Linked DNA regions of Mus musculus: region 1 is linked to region 2. A link is a loop called in an ENCODE intact Hi-C map of the cell type or tissue named here. Cell type or tissue: left cerebral cortex. All regions are shown on one strand. Links, peaks and the distances in the headings refer to the core of each region. The heading gives the core; the rest is flanking DNA.

Region 1 (2,917 bases), core at 142-2,641, 92 kb after region 2:
TGGGAATTGCACCTCTTCTTAAAGGTAGAGAGTGGAAAGGAAGGAAGCAAGGCAAAGCAAAGCAAAAATCTTTCCAAGTTGTCTAAAGCCTAGTATCTGCAAATTCTTCTAAAATACAGGTTCCCCCACACAACCCGCCCCCCCCCCCATCTACTGCAAGCTTCCCTCACGTGTATGCACCCAGATTAGAGCTGTCTATTCCATTAGTTCAAAAGATAGATCCATGCAATTCTTTCAACAAAAAGATATGCTGACATCTGATGCTTGGGCTGAACTCGAGAAAAAAGAAAAGAAGAGAAGAGAAAAGAAAAGAAATAGGTAATCAATAGGGTGGGCATACCCAGGATTGAAGTTTCCTGGGAAGTGGTACTTTCTCTGACAGGATCAAGTTGTAGAAGTTTATTGATGTAAAGGACCCATTCATTTCTAAGAAATGAGGTACACTGGTCCATAACTTAGAATATTATATACAAGCAACCTCCTAGTTCAGGGAGACAGGTAGGTTGGGATTTGGTCAACGATCTGTTTACTGGGCTTTCCTGTCCCTGTCAATCTGAGGGACTGATAATAACACTTGGCATACAGCGTGCTAGCAGGCCTAGCTTCTCACTGACAATAACCCAAAGCAAGGCTCTGCACTATAGAGATGCTCTCTTGATGCTGTTTGTGTACACTTACGAAATGTGGGTGTGTGCCTAAACCAACTAAACAGAGACAATGTTTACGAAAAGTGTATAATTCCTCTGACCCCCCCCCCCCCCAGTCTGCTGGCAGATGATCAGTGTGGACATCACTCCACAGTATGTCTGAAACACAGAGTGTCAGGCTCTACCCTAGAACTGAGTCTACATTTTGAGACTTCTTTGTAGGATAGCATTTGAAAAGCATATTATATCTGTGCTTTTTACCTACCTGTGGCATAAAACAAAAATTTTGTCGTGGTCCATTTATCATTGACTGCAACAATTTTTTTTTTTTAAATGAGGATCACAGGCAAAGATTCTGTAGTAAAGTCAAACTGCTGTAAAAACTCCTAAATGATTACATCAAATTTCTGGTCTAAGTTGTAGCAGATGTACAAGTTTCCAGACCAGCACAGGATGATACACAACACGCTAAATCATATTAATTTTGTGTGTGTGTGTATGTGTGATCACAGCACTAAGTGATTGCTCTCAGCCTATCTGGCATCAGGTACATTAGGTGACAGTGATGGCTCCAGTGATGATGACTGCACTAAGTGACATTAGTAGCCCCAATAATACATTGTTATAGTATATTAAGCCATGTTGCGAAAAAGCCGAAAGGGATCAATGGATATTTTGTGCATGTGGCCCAACCAATCTGTGCGTATAGTGGAGCTGGCCTCTGCAAGATGAGCCACATTTAAGCATGCATCCAAAGAAAAGCCATAGGGAGCCTCTCTTCATAATTACGCTTTTAGAGCAGCAAAATAACACGATTGCTAAAAGGCATCCCCCTCCCCCACTGCACCCCCTGAGTACTGGTGAGAGGAAGGCACATAAGATCACGTGAATTCCGAAAGTGAGGGAGGACAAACGCTGATGGTACAGGCCACGTGGGGTTGTAGGAGAGAATGGAAAGGTGGGCGTTGAAGCTGTGCTACTTTGGGAACTAGTCTTCCAGCAAGAACACACATGGCCACCCACTTACAAGAGTGGCTCTGGAAGGAGGTTATTAAAAACTCCATTCTTGATTGCATTGTGAGTGTGATGGGGGAGACAAACTAATCGCTTTCGGAGAGAGATATTTTGAGGCAGGGACCTCCAGGCTGACCCAAAACACATCCTTCTGCCTCAGCCGCCTGAGTGCTGGGGTAACAGGCATGAACCACCCTGCTGGCTAGAAATGTGTCTGTTGGCACAGAATAGAATAGTCATTTCCTTCTCCAATAATTCTTGAATTTGATGCTTTCTAACCTAACAGGCAAATTGCCTATGACTGAGTAGTCATATTTCTACCAGTTTCATTGTAATTGCCTTGAAACAATTTAGACAGCCTTCTACTGCTGAATGAATATTTAAACTACAGCACAACTGTAGGATGAATTACTCTATAGCACTAACAATACAGCAACATGGACAAACCCCAACTGTGCTAGGCTAAGGGAAACAATCCAGACTCAAGAAGCCGGACTCTGCATAAGTGCAATGCATATGGCACTGTAGCAAATGAAAAGCTACAGGGACAGAAGGCAGATCAGCAACTGCAAGTTTCTAGGACCTAGTGGAGAAGTTTCTGTAAAGGGGTAGAGGGGGGCTGTTTTGGGGTGATGGAACTTCTGTAGGTCTTGACTGTAATGGTAACATCTGTGATCTCTAGTGTTTGTCAGGATTTGTAGAAGAGAACATTATCTGAAGGGTAACTTTTACTGTTGGCAAAGTGTATCTTAAAGATCTGTATGACTGAATACTGAGAGCCTTCTGCCTCAAACTTCAAACGTCATATTCTGCTTTGGTGTTGATATAATGGAGTTCTTGAACAGGGTTGTTCTCATTTGAAGACACGTTAGGGGGTCGGGGGATGGTTTGGTGGCTTACAATGCTCTACTGCTCCTGTAGGAGATCCAGAGTTCAATTCCCAGAACATAGATGCCAGCTTATAACCACTTGTAATGTAATGCTAGTTCCGTGGATCCAGCACCCTTTTCTGACCTCCACAGGCACTGAGTGCATGTGGTATACAGACATTCATATAGGTAAAACACCAAACATACAAAATACAAATAAAAAAAATCCTAATTTAGAGAAGCCAGGATGCAGTCCATCTGACACATGCTACATGGGGAGGTGGGAGGTACTCAGAGGTCCACCTGCCACATGCCCCCCTGCATTGGGTACCACTATGATATGCAAACATGTGGCAGAGACATGGGAGAGAAGTGGAATGGTTTCTG
Region 2 (2,917 bases), core at 104-2,603:
TTGCCTTGAGAGCAGACCCCCAGGGAACTCACCCACTCTGAGGTACAAGGACTCCAAACTGATTCTTAACACTTGGTCTAGAGTTCAAAAACATTTCTCATCTTTATTCCAAGAACATTTTACTGTACATATATTTTTTTATTTGCTCCTCCTCCCCCCCCCCCCACACACACTCTGGGAACCTCGTCATTTATCCTTGTAGTTAGGATTATATTGGATTCCATCAATCCAGCACTCCTCCTTGAGGTGGCTCAGGAACTCTTCAAGCTTTGCCAGGGATCTTTGGGTCTATCACTCCATTGTCTGCTGCTGCCTTCTGCTCTTCTTCTCTTTAAATCTGGACACCACCTCTACAGGAAATTCAGTTTACTCCTTTTCAGCATCAAGTGAATCGTCAGGATGGCAAAAGAGGCCAACAGCGTCAGTGCCCCCGTCACTGTGTAAGTCAGCCCCAAGAAAAGGCCTCCTCCCCCGATCCATGTCAGAGTGGAAAGGACAATGGACTTTTCTCCTTGGAACATGGTTACTGGAAAGTCTAAGAAGATCTGTTAAGGACCTGGCTCAGTATTTGTCATTTATACCATAGCATATGCAAACACACTAAATTAAGTTATATAAAATTGATCTTTTTCACAGACAAAAGAAAACCAACCCAGGTGATTATTCTGTTTCATGTGTTTCCACGCAGTCAAATAAAACTCTATCTTGCTAGAATAAAATTAGTCATAACAAGGCTCTCTTCAACATAGCTGTAGTGTAGAGAGAAGATGTGGACACAAATAGATCTGGGTGACTTGTCAATAGCTGGCTAGTGAACAGATAATCTAATTCCCTTTGATGAGTCCAAGGTAGCACAAAGGATAGAGACAGCGTTCGTTCACAGCAAACCTGAGGCTTTATTCGTGAACCAGAAGACTCAGAAAAGGCCAAGTTCCTTAACTGGATAAGGCTTGAGTCCCTTCAACAGAGAAAATTCCTTCCGAGGAGTAAGAACAATAAATAAAGCCTCAGGATGAACACAGAAACATTTTTTGGTGAGAACTCTAAATCTAAAAGCAGGGTGCTTGTCATGGTTTTGAAAAGTCAGTGTCCTGTTGCCTGTGAGAAAGTGTTTGAAGTGGGCTTGCTATGTAGCATTGTAATGATATCATCTTCATGGGGCTTGTGGCCTGAGGGTTTTGAACATCTGGTGCCTTTTGTAAATGAAACTAATAAACAAACAAAGCCTTCTCATAGCAACACAGACGACAGAGGCATTTCCCAGCCAAGCCCTTAAAGGGCTTCCAATCTCTTGGCAATGAACTATTTAAAGGCACAAGGAACTATGTTAGGAACAAACCTCTCTCTCTCTCTCTCTCTCTCTCTCTCTCTCTCTCTCTCTCTCTCTCTCTCTCCCTTCATTATCACTTGGTCTTTTATCTTCCAGTGCTGCCTTACCTGTGTTCTCTCCTAGATCAGCTGAAAGAGTCCTATCCTCACCTCCAGACCCCCCCTTTTCCCTTCCAGTAGGAGAGAGTGATGCTGCAGGCCAGGTTTACTTCTTAAGCCATCACACAGGGGGAGTGCAAGCAGGGGGTGACACTCAGCATTGAAGCTGTGTACAATCAGCTTCCAATCAGCGGCCAAGTGTGGCTGTTAGCAGAATCATGGAGGAGACTTAGCATGTCCAGAGAGGAGAATAGAAACAGTGTATCGCTTTTAGGGTATGGCTTCCTTTCGTCATTCCCATCCCAGACTCATTACAGCCAAGGGAGAGGGCAGCATTGTTCAGTCTGTGCCATCTCTCCTCTACTTTACTGTTATGGTCGACACAGGTCTGTGGGGTCAGGAGATTCAACTTGAGAGACAGTCACCAGGCAACGTTCTATCCCTGTTTTAAAGCAACCACTGCAAGAGAAAGCAAAGGTGGATAGGACAGGGATGTCAGTCAGCAGGGATCCCACAGAGGAGCAGCTCTACTTTCCCATTGGAGAGTTCTACAAACCTGCTCTAGGAGAGAGAAGAAATGGAGGAGAGAGAGAAGAAATTTCACACTGTGGTTTTCTATCCCGGGACTAGGGAGAGAGTTTAGGGGAAGAACATTTGCTCAGTCCTGGGGGAAAAGAGAAACAGGAGTTTCTCATTCAACCTCACTGGGAGCTAGGGAGACTACACAAGTGAACAGTCCGTGTGGAGCAGCTCTGGCCTGCTGGGTGTCCTCTAGAACAATCTCAGCCAGTAACCCTGGCATGCTGTAAGAGGTGCGCGTGCTTAACTGGGTGGCTGATTCAAAGCTGAGTGTGAGCCTGCCTAAGAAATCTACCTGCTTTGGAGACATGAGCTCTGAAGACCACAGTTAATATAAATTACGTGTAAATTTATAACTTCTTAAAGATAAGGCTTAGTTACACTTTATAGTTAAATCTACGTTTTTTTTTTTTTAAATCAAGAGTCACATTTGTATTTTTGAATTTGAAGGGAAAAAAAATCACAATCTGTTATTCAAACATATGTCTCCTAACTTGGCCCATATGTCTGTTACTAAGACATCAACTCCCACTGGCTGGCTCTGATCCGAAGAGAGGAAGAGTACACATGTGGAGCGCACAGCTCACAGCATTCCTGGCAGGGCCTGAGCCAAGCTGTCCGTAGCCACACAGTGAAGTCTTCATCGAGCAAGCCATTGCTTGCTGGCTCGTCTGTATCTGGTTCATAGGTAGGGTTGGCCACGGACAGAAGCTTCACCCTTCCTGGGGTGGTAAGCGGGGGAGATGGGTTTCCTTCGCTCTAACACACTTCTGTCTAAAAGTTCTATCGTCTCTGTCAGTTTCTGCTATTCCAGTCTACCCTCCAAGTGTACTCTTACTATCCCCTCCCCTCTAATTTCTTAACTCCCTCATCTCATTCCACTCTATACGACAGTGCCTTACCCCAATGC

What was found. Peaks named below come from ENCODE experiments on the same cell type or tissue, not always from the same donor. Only the 100,000 strongest peaks of a DNase experiment are listed, where the experiment ranks them.
Region 1: it touches region 2 in a loop (6-fold over the local background); 3 of 42 quality-filtered maps call a loop at or near these places.

What each region holds. Positions count from the first base shown.
Region 1 is chr16:57,357,825-57,360,741 of GRCm38, forward strand. The region is part of intron 1 of Cmss1 (cms small ribosomal subunit 1); the gene reads right to left. All of the region lies in intron 1 of Filip1l (filamin A interacting protein 1-like), which reads left to right. Among named protein-coding and RNA genes, the nearest start is that of Filip1l, 6.0 kb to the left of the region's middle. In left cerebral cortex, for the core only: no CTCF peak of the experiment used is centred there; DNase peaks (open chromatin) are centred at 1,607 and 2,080; H3K27ac peaks cover 273 bases.
Region 2 is chr16:57,266,060-57,268,976 of GRCm38, forward strand. It overlaps Tmem30c (transmembrane protein 30C), which reads right to left. Exons shown (of 8, transcript NM_027651.1): 8 at 80-535. The coding sequence ends at 351. Among named protein-coding and RNA genes, the nearest start is that of Gm26800, 12 kb to the right of the region's middle. In left cerebral cortex, for the core only: no CTCF peak of the experiment used is centred there; DNase peaks (open chromatin) are centred at 1,116, 2,250 and 2,565; H3K27ac peaks cover 344 bases.